3 separate regions of the Mus musculus genome follow, and all the other regions are linked to region 1. The links are chromatin loops, found by intact Hi-C in ENCODE. Cell type or tissue: heart. All regions are shown on one strand. Each heading gives the region's core, and the rest is flanking DNA. Links, peaks and the distances in the headings are about the cores only.

Region 1 (5,173 bases), core at 514-4,513:
GGGTGGTGGTGGTGGTATACTCCTTTAATTCCAGGACTTGGGAGGCAGAGGCAGGCAGATCTTTGTGAGTTCAAGGCCAGTCTGGTCTACAAAATGAGTTCTCTGACAGCTAGGACTACACAGAGATACCCTGTCTCACCCGCCCTGCCAAAAAAAAAAAAAAACTTCAATACATATAAATTTCTAAATTACTCAAAAAGAAAGCAACACTTCTTCTGATAGTAAGCGTGGAAAGATGCCCTTACCAGAGCCCCTAAAGTGTGTTCATTGATGAATTTTGACATATATTCCCGTACGGTTAAACAAAGTCTGGAAACATCGATAGTTTCTGATGAACAAATAGGAAAAAAGCTTTAAGAAGTTTTTACTTTCTATCATTTAATTATTGAGGATTCCAAATTAGAATCCAGGACTAGGGATGAGGTGCTGGTAACAGGGGCTTGCCTAGTATGCACAAAGCTCTGGGTTCAAACCCCAGCACTGCGTAAACTGGGTGTTGTGGCACATAGCTGATCCAAGGTAAGAGAACTAGAAATTCAAGGTCATTCTCAGATACAGAGGGAGTTGAAGGCTACAAGGCACCACGCCTGGGAGAGAAAGAAGAAGAGCAGGAAGGGATGGAGATAAATAAAACAGAAGCCGTGACAGAAAGGTAACCCAGTCAGTGTGACACAAAAGCCTGGGCTCTCCATTATCTCCTTAATGGGCCATTAGTTAAGCAGCATCATTACCATCATCATCATCCCAACTTCACACACTCTAGACAAACAGCATGCCCCGTTCTGCTCCTAGCACACTGTAAGGAGTGCATCAGGTCTACCGCAGGAGCAATTAACTAACCACAGAAAATGAGGACTATTTCAGTCGGTCCCCAACGTTCCAGACTTACACTTACTAGACCTAGTGCTTACTTGGCAAAAGAAGTCTCTATCTTACCAATTTCACCTCTGAGCAATAGGGAAGTTGATTTTCTAGTAAGATTCCATCTGTTAAATAACAGACTGGTGACACCTTAAGTTCAAGCTCTCTATATACCAAGCAATCTCTAGATTTACTAGTAGGTTAAGAAAAACAACAACTGTTTTGAGACACAGTGCCCCTATGCAGCCCTGGCTGGCCTGGAACTTGCTATGTGGATTAGTCTGACTTCAAACTCAGAGACATTCCTGACTCCCAAGTACTGGGTGTGAATGACCACACCCTGCAAAATTATGTTTAGGGTAACAAACAACATACATTTTTACAAAGAGGAAAGGTTTTTGTTTTTGTTTTTGTTTTTTTGTGTGTGTGTGTGTGTGTGTGTGTGTGTATAGTTTGGTCTCACTGAGCCACAAGCTGGCTTCCAACACATTATACTCTCAAAGATAGCTTTGAGCTCCTAATCCGTCTCTCTCTACCTCCAAACATCCACTGAGTGCCACAGTACATTAAAATACATAAGACACTTTTAAGTGCTTGAAATATACCCACAGGAACCGATGAGCAGAAATATTCCTTAACCCCAAATACAACACAACATCTGAAAACTTTCTGGACATATTTTAGGACCTTGTGTAAACCAAAAGAAATCTTTCTAAGTTTATTGCCACTTTAATTTTTCAGAAAGTTTCTTCTTACTGCATAGCTGTGTCAGAAACCCAAAACAGTCTTTTCTAATGAGACTTGTCTCAGCATATATTTCTAAGAAACTGTCTCAGTTTGTGTGTGTGTGTGTATGTGTGTGTGTGTGTGTGTGTGTGTGTGTGTGTGTGTGTATGATCAAGTTAAGAGATAATAGGGTATTAATACGAAAGTGGTCCTTTGTATTTACAATTAAAAAAAAAAAAACAAGACACAAAAGCCAGGAAGAAATAAAATCAATCGAATGCAAAGTAACCACGTTTATTCGAACACCACGGATCTGGACACCATTCTCAACCTCAAAACACGACCTGAGTTCTGCAGGAAGCTGCGCTACACTTTCCTGCCCTCCCCGCATCTCACCGTGCACCGATGATAATAATAATAATAATAATAATAATAATAATAATAATCAACAAACCTGGATACACAAAGAATTGCTTCCAGGCCTTTACTAAACACAAACTCAGCTACAAACTGGGAGGTAAACAACGGGCAGAACCTGACGGCTCCGGCAGAGAAAACTGTTCCCGTCCAGGAGATACAAAAGAAAAAACGGTGGGAAACGTGTTGCGCTGTCTACCCTCCCTGACAGTCCCCAAACAGCGCTACTTTGTGACAAGCTAATGGGTGCGTGCGTTTATTCGCCAAAGTTCAGACCCTCTCTCTTTTTGTTTTTTTGTTGTTTTCTTTTCTTTTCTTTTTAATAGCCTAAGGGCAAACACACCCCGAAATTCGCTGTCCCCAGCGGCGAGCTGGTTGCTATGGCATAATCTGGAAGGACATCACTTTGCCCAGGAAAACTACGATCCCCGGGGAACGAGTGAACTGATGGGAAGGGTCGTGTCATCCGCCACCGAGAAAGAGGGGACGAGGAGAGAGTTAAAACCAAACAGCAGATCGGCTGCCTCCCCTGCCTGGGGAGGCTTGGAGCGAGACCAGGGGCTCCGGCCGAGGTTCCAAAGTGTCAGCAGGCCCCCGTCGCCCCTGCACCCGCAGGCAGCGCGGCGACACCACAGGACCATCGCCATCCCCACCTCTGTCCTCCAGGCACCGCCAGGGACGGCGTCCCAGAGCCCGCCCCGGCCGGGCCCGCCCCGCTATCTCCTCCCCCGTTATCCGCTCGCTCGCCGCCGCGCTCGGGCCTGGACTCGCTTTCTTCAGCCTCCCCCGGGGTCCCGCCACAGGTCACCGCGCCGGACGCCTCGGCCGCCGCCCCGGGCGAGGCTGAGGGAGCGAGGCCGCGGGACCGCAGGGTCCCGGGAAGGCGCTCGGCGCCGTCCCTCACCTCCGGGTGGAGAAGGGGCACGCAGCCCGTTTCGGTCTCGTACTCATCCGGGCCGTCCGCCATCTTGGTGTTAAATCCCTCCTCCCGCTGCATGCTGGGAGAAAGCGTTTCAGCCTCGCGGGGCTCGGCAAGGCGGAGGGCGAGCGCGAGGGCGAGCGCGAGCCCGGATGAGGGCGACGCGGCGCCACCGCCACCGCCGCCACCTCCTCTTCCCTCCGAGCCCCCGGGACGCCCCCTCAGCCCCTCCCGCCGCGGAGGGCGCGGGTCCCGATGCGCGTGCGCCGGCCCGGCCCGACCCGGCCCGGGGCTGGAGTGTGCTCTCTGCTGCACTGCGCCGGGGCAGCGGACCGCGTTGGGCGTGGGCGCCGCGGCCCGGGGGCGGGTCCCGGTCGGAGGCCGATGCTGCTGCTGCTGCTGCTGCTGCTCCTCGGCTCCGGCCACCCGGGAAAGGCCGCGCGCGACACAAGACGGAGATCCAGAGCCGCGCAGGGCAGGGTCCCGAGCCTTCCAAGGGCTGGAAGGGCTTAGGGTGTGACCCTGGGAGAGCAAGGATGCGTTCTCCTCGCCTCCGCACCTGTGCCTCGGGGACACCGGGAGAAGCAAGGACAAAAAAAAAAAAAAAAAAAATTGGCTTCCTTGAAAAAGCTTTTGTTGTGTGATGCCCTCTTTGCGATTGAGCTAGGGCATTTTTTTTTAAAATCCTTGCTTTTGACAAGGTCAAAGCCCCACACTTTCCCATCTGCTGCATTTTAATAGGGACCCGGGGATTCAAAAGTGAAACCTTTTTAAAATGAAAGCTCTAGAGTGTGACCCAGATAAAAATGATTAAAGCCGGCTTTAAGAGGATATTGGGGTTGGGAGGGGGCTGATGGAACAATTGCAGAAAGGATTTGTTTCTGGTTTGGGCTACTAGGGATTGTAAATCTCTACAGCGCCAGGGAACATTTAGCAAAGAGCGATCTGATTAGAGATTCTGATACTAACCAGTCCCCTGTCAAAGCCAAATCAGCCAAAGATCACCAGAGGGGAAAAAACCTGCAGTCGGACAAAGCCAGATTTACTGGTAGATCGGGAGGAAGGCACGTCAGAGGAAAAAAGGATGGGGCATGGAAGAGGAAACCCCTTTGTAAGGTTTATATTCCCGCCAAAAGAATCTGAGGAGGGTCTGGGGAGAGCTGAGATCGGTTCTGGATTGGACATAATCGATTCTGAGGAGGTGAGGAAAAACCAGGAGTAACAAGGCATTGGACGAGATCACGAGGCTAGGTCCGTTCAATACTGTGCTCTCCCAGTAACAAATGAAAACGGCAAAGTAGACCTAGTATTCGTCGGTAAACGGGCAGTAATCACTCAGAAAAAGGATGAATATGCTATTTTATAGCTGCTTCTGGTGGGGGGAAAGAAGCGGTCTCTTTGGCGCTGCCTGTCTCTGTGTGTATCCTCTCAGCAGGGCTTTTCCTTCCGGCACGGACCGATTTTCTTTTCTTCTTTTTTTTTTTTTCTTTCTTTCTTTTTTTGTCCTGGCAGAAACCAGAAACCATGCAATTCTAAACAGAATTCCTAGTTTTTCGTTCACAGCACCGAAATTTTCTTCAGTCACGTGTCAGCATGAACAGACTCTTTTTTTTTTTTCCTGTAATATTACAGGCTCGATCTCCTTACCCTTAGGCTTTTGCATTTACCCAAATCTAGGGGAAAAAAAAAGAGTAAAGAAACAGTTGAGAGGGTGTGGCATTCAAACCAACATGAAATGAACGACAGAACTAGGTATGGGGAACAAAAACAAAATAATTTGTATGAGTGCCCATGGAGTGCAGGTGTATGGTGGACATCTTCATAAAAGAGGTGTTCAACCTGAGAAGCCTGGGTTCACAGAGGGCTTTGAAAGAACGGTCCAAATTAATTGAGTCAGCAAAATCTACTGTTTAGCCCACGTGGTGGTTTGGTAATTTAAAAAGCTGTAGGTTAACTAGATAACAAAATTAAGTAAATCAAGATATTTCTTTTTTTTTTTTTAATGTAGGGATTTTGTTGTTGGTTTTGTTTTGTCGTTGGCTCTTTCTTCTTTCTGTCCACTATGAGTCAACCTGCTTTTTCCATGATGCTCCCACTACCACGATGCTTGGCTTCACTCAGGCCAAGAATCAATGAAGACAAAGATAACTGAAACCTCCAAAACCATAGACCGAAATTAATCCTTCCTCGTCTGAAGAAAGAAAGAAAGAGAGAGAGAAGGAAGGAAAGAAAGAGAGAGAAGGAAGGAAA
Region 2 (5,173 bases), core at 394-4,393, 51 kb after region 1:
ATACAAGGCGGAAAACAAGTACCATCCAAGATTAGTCTTCTGACCTCCACACCTGCACTCTGGCCCATGAATAACTGTACATGTGTGCCCTCACAGGTACACATACACTTCATATACAGTCATACATGAATATATCATGCACAGACATACCCTTATTCACACACTCACATAACACCTCATTTACATAACACACATACACACCCGAAACAAACAAGAAAAAATGGAAGGAAGGAAAGAAGGAAGGATGGACAGACAGACCAGGAATGGTAGCATAAACTCCTAATCTCAGTTCTCAGGAGACAAAGGCAGGCAGATCCCTGTGAGATTGGACCCAATCTGCTGTCTACACAGTGAGTTCCAGGCCAGCCAGCCCTATATAGTAAACCCTTTGAGAGGGGACAAAGCCAAGTCTGCCTTTTTATTCTTATTGGTAATGTATTGCGACAGTTAATTTTGACTGTCACCTCGATCAGATTAAGAATTGCCTATTAGTAAGGCATGATTGCACAAAGAGCTTTGAGATAATCGATGGTTTAATCACTTGATAGATTCATACGACAACAGGATTACTGGAGGTAATGGAGAAAAGTAGAAGCCTAGTTGAGGAAGTAGATTACTGGGGGGTCAGTCCTCAAGGCCCTCTGCTCCCTTCTGTATTCCCTTTTCCTGGTTCCTATTCACCCATACATAAAGACCAGCCTTGTCTGCCTTTCACTCCAGGCAGCCTGCTACTCTATCTTAGTGTATGGGGCCACACAACTGTGGACTGAAACCATGAGCCCTAAGACGTAATTCCGTAAGTTGTTCTGTTGGGCATAATGTCAGGGACATGAAAAGTAACTTACACTTAGCTTTATAGGCGCCTGTAAAATGGATACCTACACCTAGCTGCACTTACAGGTGGCTACAGTTGGTAGCTACAGTATTTTGTCTACATTCTGACGACATAAAACTACAGAACACTGGTAAGTAATGAGACTGCTTGCTAAATATCCTGAATCTGTCTAGTAAGTGATTACAATTTTTATTGAAACAATGAAACAAATATCCACTTTTGATGAAAGGATCTCTGGGTAGAAGCCAATCTATTTTCCCTTTTCCTCTTTGCTACAAATGGTTAATTAGTTTCTCTCTCAGAGCTTTGGTTTTCTTAAGCTCAACTTCTTGAGCCGTGCAATGCACATACATATATACACGTGTAAAGTGATTCAGAGAAAATCCTATTGTAAAGGCATTGCCCTCTGTCTTTTTCAGCTATGTGCAACTTCCTCTCAAAAAGCAGAGTTGCAGTGGAAAACACAGATATCTCAGAGTCTTTCTGAGGGATATTTATTTGATGTTTCATCAATAGTTTCCCACAGAGATATATAATTAATGTAAAAACATTTGTCAACTATAAAAGAGGAGACTGCGGGGTGGCTCAGCAGGTCTCATAGACCTGAGTTTGTCCTCTGGAACCCATGGAAATGGAAAGCAGAAAAATGACTCCACCGAGTTGTCTGCTGAACTCAACAGTGTGCTGTGACACTTGCACCCTCCCCAGATTATCACACACACACATGCACACACACACACATGCATGCACACACACACACACACACACACACACTCTTACATATACATACATACATTCATGCACACATAGACATACATACATGCATACATACACATACATGCATACACACATATATACACATGCTCATATACCCATACATACATATACATGCACATACATACATACATACATACACGGACATGCACACATAATTACACATGCACACACATACATACACCACATGCACACACATACATACACCACATGCACACATTACACATATGCACACATATATATATATACATACCACATACATTCATATATACACACATATATATATATGCGCTCATATACCCGCACATACATATATACACATACATACACATGAACACACACACATGCACACACGCACACATACACACACACACACACACACACACACACACACATTCTGAATCATTAAACATAAAGAAAAATGTTTCAATATTTCTTTTCTCAAAAAAAGCTACAAGCTACAGACCGTTCCATTCTTCTGAGTGAAAATAAGGAAATATGAATGGCAATGAGTAATACTGAGGTCTCCCGAAACATCACCACACACACAGTTAAACGTGAAAGGACCCAAGAGAGTCCCATCGGAGAAACTCTATGGCCGGGTGGTAATTTTCCATCTTCCATTTCTGGGAGATTTGGCAGGAAGCGTTTCCTGATGGCCTTCCTTTTCCCGTGCATATTTAAAGCTATTTATAACTACTGTGTATTTCTCATATTAAAAATGTTCCCCTACCCTTTGACCAGCTACCCCAGACAAACTTTAAGCAGAACTTAGACGTGGGACTGGTTCCATCTCTTGTGTCTCCTCTCACATAGGAAACACTCTCTCTCTCTCTCTCTCTCTCTCTCTCTCTCTCTCTCTCTCTCTCTCTCTCTCTGAAGATGTTCTCCAAGTTCCTCCTCTTCTTCCTCTAACTGAAAGCTCCAGGGAGGAATATGTACTTACCATTGTTTGAGAATGAATCCTGCTTCGTGGAGGAAATAAGAAAGCCTTGGGTCTCTGGGGATGACCCTCTTTTCTTTGTCTTCTGAGATACGCACATTCATTTCCTTGTTTATTACTTTTTGAAACAGGGCCTTACTATGTATCCCTGAGTGTCCTGGAACTCATTATGTAGACAAAGTTGTCTTGGATCTCAAAGAAATCCATCCGCCTCTGCCTCTCAAGGACTGGGATTAAAGCATAGTCTACCACGCACCTTGAGATAGATCCTTAGGCCTTCAGATATCTTAGTATGTGTTCCTTAGTAAGAACTTATTATATTCATACCTCAGCCTTCCAGTCATGAGTGACAAGTACGTGCTGCTATGTCCAGCTTGCGATGGCATCGTCTGGTAACTTTTCCAGGTGCCAGATGGGGCTATGTATGCTGTAGGTCTTTTAAAGTGTTGCTCTGGTCTTATGGCAGTGGGTCATCCCAGCACAATCTCAAGTGGCATACACAACCAGGCACAGCCTCCTGCCCCAGTGCTTACCACCATGCTGACACTGAACTGTCCCACTTCTGGAGTTGTATGTGGGCTTTGGGGTTTCAGAAGCCCCAGTCAGTGCCAGTGACTCTTTCTCTTCCTGCTGCCTGTGGGTCCAGATGTACAACTCTTAGCTACCTCCCCAGCACCATGGCTGCCTGTGTGCTGCCATGCCTCCCGCTCGCAAGGATAATGGATTAAACCTCTGAAATTATAAGCCAGCCTCAATGAAATGCTTTCTTTTGTAGGTGTTGCCATGGTCATGGTGTCTCTTCACAGCAATAGAACAATGACCAAGACAGCACAAGTCTTTAAACTTGCAAAGCCCACCTCCAGTGACATGCAACTTCCAACAAGACCACACTTCCCAAACCTCCACAAATACTGTCACAAATGGTACCAACTGCGAACCAGGTGTTCAAATATATAAACCCAGAGGGGATATTCTCACTCAAACCACCACAGCAGGCTCTGAGCACCTTAGGGCATTTAAGTTTTCTTGAATGACTCATTTCAAATTCTCTTTAAATTGATAACACCTACCAGCATGTTTGTAATCAACTGATACATTTGTGTACAATGACCCTTATGTTATATCTATAGATACCAGTATTTTATATTGTGTTAGGCTAAGTCCAGTGATGATAGAAAGACCACTGATAACTTGATAAGAAAAGCACAGTTAGTAGAAATGACGAGTGTAGACATAGGAGATAAGAGGGAAATCCCGCCCCTCGAGGCTGAAACAAGGCTCCTGGGAGCTCATCACGCACATCGGGACTGAGGTCGACATGTTTGGAGGCTGTGACAGTTAATCTCCATTTTCAACTTGTTGGAACCATGGGATCACCATGAAAACACATGCATTTGGGTGTGTCCATTGAGCCATCCTTCCACCTCCTGAAAGTCTATTCTTAACTGTAATTCTACCTTCTCGTTTTTATGGAGCTGTAACCATTTCTTGTGTGTGTGTGTGTGTGTGTGTGTGTGTGTGCATGTGTACATGTATACACACATATGTGTTAGGACTATGAGTAGGCCATGTACAAAAAGAATATCCTATCGGTAATTCTCCATGCAACTATCTCCAAAGCCTGAAACTCATTAACACCTTCCCCCGCGGTTCGTGATAACATTACTGCCGTGCTTCCCGCTGCACAAGCACAGTTCACGTTTCTCTGATTATTTCCTAACAGCGATGACAGATCTGTACTGGACTGCAAACACAGAATGATTCAGACTTCGCTGTGGCAAAGGCACTGTCGAAACAAATACATGATACTTCATAATTGCTGTTACTCCAATGTAGCTGTGATTTGTGGCTATAACACCCCAGTTCCTGTGACCTCTATTGGGAACTCAGAGTGACCATGATCCTTTCAGGGAACTGCGCCTCTAAGACAACCCCATCTATTAACAGAACCTTGGCAGCCACTTGCTTTGGTTTGGTTTGGATTGGGTTTTGGATTTTGAGACAAGATCTCTCTATGTAGCCCCAGCTGTCTTGGAACGTACTATGTAAACCAGGCTGCTCTTAAACTCACGGGGATCCACCTGCCTCCATCCCACCACACCCGGCTCTCAGAGGCCATTTATGAACTCAAGCACTTTTGGAATGTGTGTTTCATCTCTGAGTGCCAGGGACAGGGCTCCCCTGGGGATTTGAAGATAAACTATGGAAGAATTTACAGATCAGGGGGTCAGCATAGATACCCTCCTCTGCCTGAGAGAGGGTCTTTTTGAAATCGGTCCAAACTAGCAGTCTATGCCACCTTAAAAAAAAAATCAACTATTGCTGATCATGTTTGAAAACTTAGCCACACGGGGGAATTTTTAAAATTCCAGTTAATATTGTGTTCCTCCATGCTCTCCTTGCATCTTATCCTGAAGTATCTCTGTAGCACTTTGAATAACACCAGACATCCTCACTGTAGCCGATGATAATGATGGTGGTGGTGATGGTGATGATGATGATCTGGACCATGCGCTCCTCCTGATTCAACACTTATATGTCTTCTAGCCGCTGCCTGACACACCGATCCACATTAAGATCTGAGAAAGCATGAAGCACGTGCCCCTGCCATCCTCTCTCTA
Region 3 (5,173 bases), core at 394-4,393, 460 kb after region 1:
TCCTGTCTCCGCAAGCAAATGACAAATAGAGAGTGACGCTTAGAACAGAGGTGGTTTGATACCCAAAAAAGAGTGAGTTATGAGTAAGTTTGGATTCAATTGACAAAATACTCGGTCCCAACTTGCTTTCCTTTTTTAAATGGCGGTGAAAGCATGCCTAATTGAGAGAACGTTAGGAAGGAAGGATTTGCCGTGGCTCAGAGTTGGAGGGTGCAATCTGTCTTTCCCATCGGGGACAACATGGTGACACTCACCACATTGCATCTAATCAAGAGCTAAAAGGCAGTTCATGTTGGTGTTCCGCTTGCGTTCTCTTTCCTATTCAGTTCAAGACAGCCCATGCATGGATGTCACCAACCCAAAAGAGGAACTTCCCACTTCAACGAGCACAAGTTAGAGACGCCCTCACAGACACACCCAGGTTTTTCTCCTAGGTGCTGCTGTATTGATATTGGCTGCCACACAACTCATTTCATGATGGAGGCCTGGGCTTGACATTTTTTTTTCCGAAACGTGAATTCCATGACTTGGCAAAAGGAGGTGATCATTTGAACAGTTCTGGATTCGATCCTAGATTTCCCATGTGACCTTGAACAACTTGACTAATGCTAATTACAGACATTTTAAAGTTTCAGGGAAACTAATAGATGTCCCAGGATCTTTCCTTTAAAAACAAACAAACCAATAAGCAAGCCCCCAAAAAACCTTTGACAAGTCCAAAAGCTTTGCTTAGCTTTAAGATAGGGTCTCACTACGTAGCCAGGCTGCAGTAGAGTTGAAAATCCTCCTGTCTTTATCTCCAGAGTTCTGGCTTAACTGGTGTGTGACACCACACTCCACTTTCCCCCAGAGACCTTTGTGTGCATTCCAGATACTGATAGTTATCTTGTTGGAAATTAACAGTGATTTTTTTTTTTTTTCTGCTACAGGGCCTTAAATATTCCGCGCTGACCTGGAACTCTCTATGACCCTAAATTCCTTATCCCTGTGCCTCTATCTCTGCAGGGGTGCAACTCCAGAAATGAAGCCATGTGTGGGCTATGTGATGCTGTGGTTTGAACCTGGGGCCTTCATGCATCTTAGGCAGGCACTCTTACCAAATGAGCTACATCCAAAGGACTCAAAGAGTAGTTATTCTTTCACTAAAATACTAGCACATAGCCTTTTGTATGCACATACTACTTTTTGCCAAGTTCTTCCATGCCTGATTTCACAACAGATAACCAGATTCTCCTGTCTGTCTGTTTGTATTTCCAATGTTGCCCTATCTCACGACTTGTAGTGTCTGGAAGACTCCAGTGAAGGCTTGTGGGAGGATGGGAATGTAAAATGTAGACAGTGCCTTAGTATTATAGACAGATTAACCTCCCACCATAAAGACCACACTTGGAGCACAGCTGTTTGATTTGACGATCTCAAATTGTGGCACATAGCCACTCTCTGAAAGATTTAAAATCTGATACCTGCAGGGCCTCACTGTGGCCCTACCTAAAAAACAAAACCCCAAAGCACCAAACATAGTTAACAGAACAGGTGATTTGTAGTCAACTGAAAAATAGCTGCAAGATTTCATGAGCTTAAGGGTTGATTTACTTTTTCAGGAAGATGAAAAATTGGTATGCTGATTATTTTCATTATAAAGCAGTAATACGCAAAAATACGCTCTTTACTTCCATCAAATGAACTAAAGCAGAGATGAAGGGTTGTGTATCAGGTAAACGTGATGTGGAACACCCTAAAAGGCGTAGAGGCGCCCCGAGTTAGAAGCAAAACCAGCCGAAGACGCTGCCGCGGTGGTCACAAGAAAAGAGTTGTTAGTTCTCAGCTAGAGTGGGAAAATGGTTTCAGAGGAGAAGGGGGTGGGGAGAGGGGAGAGGCGTGCTGGGATTAGGTCTGGATGCGGATGGGAATCCTAGCCAGGATACTGCAAGCCTGCCACTAGGCTGTGTCCCTAACCCAGGCGGGCAAGGAGAACCAGGAGCGGGACCTATGGGTCGTCGCTGTGGGATTGGGATTTCCATCGCAGCGTAGAAGGGAGAAGAGATGGCGAGCACAAGACCGCCACAGGCGGGAAGCCTAAGGTGCCGGGGAAGAAGGACGGCTCTGTAACCAGGCAACAAGGCCCAGGCCCGCCTCCCGCTCCCGTTGCTACGCAACGCCGAGGCCAGGGGGAGGGCGTCGGAGCAGCCCTACGTGCTGACGCTAATTGTATATGAGCGCGAGCGGCGGGCTCTCGGGTCTTTTTTAGCGCCATCTGCTCGCGGCGCCGCCTCCTGCTCCTCCCGCCGCCGCCGCTGCCGCCGCCCTGAGTCACTGCCTGCGCAGCTCCCGCCGCCCGGCTCCGCGTCCGAGCCTCCTGGAACGGTAACGGCTGGGGGCCGGGAGGGCCGGGTGGCGGGGGCCTGCGAGGTGTCGGGCTGAGGCCGCGGGGTGAGCGCTCCGGAGCGGCCATGCGGCCTGAGGGACCCCGGGGAGCGCCGGCGGCTGCGGGGCGCGCGGGACGGCGAGGCCGCGGGAGAGCGGAGGAGGAGGAGGAGGCCACGCCGCGGGGCGCCCTGGGTCGCCCGGCCGCCTCTGCCTCGGTGGAGCCCACCGCGAGGGCAACCCCGGCGAGGCGGGCCGCGGGGATGGGGGACATGGAAGGAACGGTGGCCGCGCGAGTTCCGCCCGCAGGGAGGGGCTGTGCAGGCCGCGCGGCCTCGGCGCGCAGGAGCCGGGGCACGTGGGGACCGCGCCGCGGGCGGCCGGAGACCCCTGCCGGGGCCCACCCGACACCTCCGTCGGAGTTGGAGGAGGAGGAGGGGTCGCCACGAGTACCAGTCCCGCCACGGTCTCACCGGCTCCCTGGGTCTTCCTGGAGGGAACTGTGCTAGCGGATGGGAGGATGGAGGGGCGAGCAGCCTCCACCGCCAGGGTTATAAGGGGTTAACACGTGCAAAGCGTTCAGCCTAGCTATTTTTTTTTTTTTTTTTTTTTAACAAAAGATCTTGTTTTGTGTCTCACAGGTACAGTTAGAACTTCGATGGGTAACGTGGCCGGGGTATATTTGTGTGGAGAGACTTAATCCTAGTCTCCTTAAACCTCCAGATGGTTCTGAGACGAAAACTAAGAAGGGCTGGCTTGTTGGGGGTGGGGAGTGGGGTTCGAGTTTAATAGACCAACAGCGTGGTTCTTCCCTTCAGGCAGCACCCCCTCCCTCCCCCCAGAATTCTCACTAGGGATGAAGTGGAAGGACCATGGGGTGGAACAAGGCATTAATAATATACTGACCAAGCTCAGTGCGCCACATTTCTGTAAAGATCTCAGGAGTGGCATCGGAGGGAGGGCGGAGACAGGTCCTGTCCAGAGGGCAGGGCTTCCCAGACTAAAAGGATGCACCAGGCATACAGGCTATCTTCCAGGGCTAACTACTTCAGACTGTCTCCTGTCTCTAAATTCCAAAATGAGAAACGTTTTAAAGACTTTCCCAACACCTCTAATTTCAGGAGAGCCAACATAAAGTTTACCACTTTTGAAAATAGACGCCATCAAAACACCTTCCCAAACTTAATATCCAAAGAATACTTTGGATTAGAGGAGTGCCTAAAATTTACATTTTTTTGTTTTTTGATTTTTTTGGGGGGGGCGGGATGGGGTGGGGGTGGTGGTTTCCAGACAGGGTTTTTCTGTGTAGCCCTGGCTGTCCTAGAACTCATTCTGTACACCAAACTGGCCTGGAACTCAGAAACCCACCTGCCTCTGCCTCCCAAGTGCTGGGATTAAAGGCGTGCACCTTTAATTTTAAAACTACCAGTAAATGGGAGGTTTCAGTGGTCTTGGAATTCTTATCTTCAGACTTGTTTATGGTTGAAGTGTCTATCCCAGATTTAAACTGTACAACTACTTTAAGTCTGGATTGGAGGGATTTAATCTAGCAGTAGTGGGGACTTAGACATCTGTCATCAAATCTTGACTTAATAGATGTTCTTCTGATGTCAGCATTTAGATTATTAAATAGAAGTTAAAACATATCAAGAAAAGTTTTGTCAGGTTTATCTGTTGCAAAAATACCTGTTCTTTTGTTTTTGGTCTTTGGCCCTATAATTGACAATTTAATACTGATTGTGGCACCTGACTTGCCCTTTCACGAGATTAAAAACAACACTCTTGGCAGAGCCAGTGTGTCTAAAATTCTATAGTTAATTTCCTTATTTGCTTGCTTGTATTGGCTTTAGGTGACATAGGCCAATAAAAGAAAGGGGCTAAATAAGATCTGATAATGTCAAAATACATTATTTTGTTCAGTTTTCAAAGGATTAAAGATGCCTAGAGAAATTCTGACCTGTATCTCATACCATGAGCACATAAGTGATTGATTTGCCTGGGTATGAAGTGCTAAGCTGAGAGGACTGGGAAGAAAGTTGGAAAACCTTAAGGTCATTATGGTGTCTGCTTTACAGAAAACCGCCTGTTAGAATTGTAACTTGACTCAGCCAGTTACACTCAAGTGCATGCTAGAGGTGAGGTCTTGGGAGTGGCTGCCTCACACCTGCTAATAGATGGCTAGACCACCACGTTACTGGGACACCTTGGGTTAGCAACTCATTAGTAAAAATGTAGTTTGGACTTTTTTTACTTCAAAAGTTTCACATTTTTGTTTTAAAGTGGAAAAGGAGGTATAATTTTCTTCCTTTTTATTTTCTCTTTCTATTTTGGTTTTTCGAGACAGGGTTTCTCTGTGTAGTAGTCCTGCCTGTCCTGGAACTCACTCTGTAGACCAGGCTGGCCTCAGAAATCCACCTGCCTCTGCCTCCCAAATGCTGGGATTAAAGCATGCTTCACCATTGCCTGGCTATAATTTTCTTACAATAAATAAAATGCTACAGAGCTGGCTTTTAGAGGTTAAGAGCACTCACTGACTGCTCTTGCAGAGGACCTGGGTTCAATTCCCAGCACCCACATTGTCTCTCACAACTGTAACTGGTGCTAGGGCATCCAACATCCACATGTATAGGGACATAAATGTAAGCAAAACGAAGGTTACAAAACATTTTTTTAAAGGGTGATACTACAGGGGAACAAATGGTTAAGTCACGGTGATTATTGAGGTTTTATTTATGATAGGTTCTCTGATGTAGTTCTACTGTCCTGGAACTGTTGTGTGGACAAGGCTGCCCTTGCATTCAGAGATTCT

The links. Peaks named below come from ENCODE experiments on the same cell type or tissue, not always from the same donor. Only the 100,000 strongest peaks of a DNase experiment are listed, where the experiment ranks them.
Region 2: a loop joins it to region 1, with 2.3 times the contacts of the local background. A loop is called at or near these places in 4 of 42 quality-filtered maps.
Region 3: a loop joins it to region 1, with 2.1 times the contacts of the local background. A loop is called at or near these places in 2 of 42 quality-filtered maps.

Annotation. Positions count from the first base shown.
Region 1 is chr10:111,007,030-111,012,202 of GRCm38, forward strand. Zdhhc17 (zinc finger, DHHC domain containing 17) reads right to left here and starts at 3,037. Exons shown (of 17, transcript NM_172554.2): 1 at 2,909-3,037. The coding sequence starts at 3,001. In heart, for the core only: a CTCF peak has its summit at 2,657; DNase peaks (open chromatin) are centred at 2,762, 3,002 and 3,872; H3K4me3 peaks cover 2,839 bases; H3K27ac peaks cover 2,322 bases.
Region 2 is chr10:111,058,578-111,063,750 of GRCm38, forward strand. The region is part of intron 1 of Gm51781 (a long non-coding RNA gene); the gene reads right to left. Among named protein-coding and RNA genes, the nearest start is that of Gm51781, 5.3 kb to the right of the region's middle. In heart, for the core only: no CTCF peak of the experiment used is centred there; a DNase peak (open chromatin) is centred at 2,274.
Region 3 is chr10:111,470,988-111,476,160 of GRCm38, forward strand. Nap1l1 (nucleosome assembly protein 1-like 1) reads left to right here and starts at 2,240. Exons shown (of 16, transcript NM_015781.5): 1 at 2,240-2,364. In heart, for the core only: a CTCF peak has its summit at 2,249; a DNase peak (open chromatin) is centred at 2,154; H3K4me3 peaks cover 2,284 bases; H3K27ac peaks cover 1,744 bases.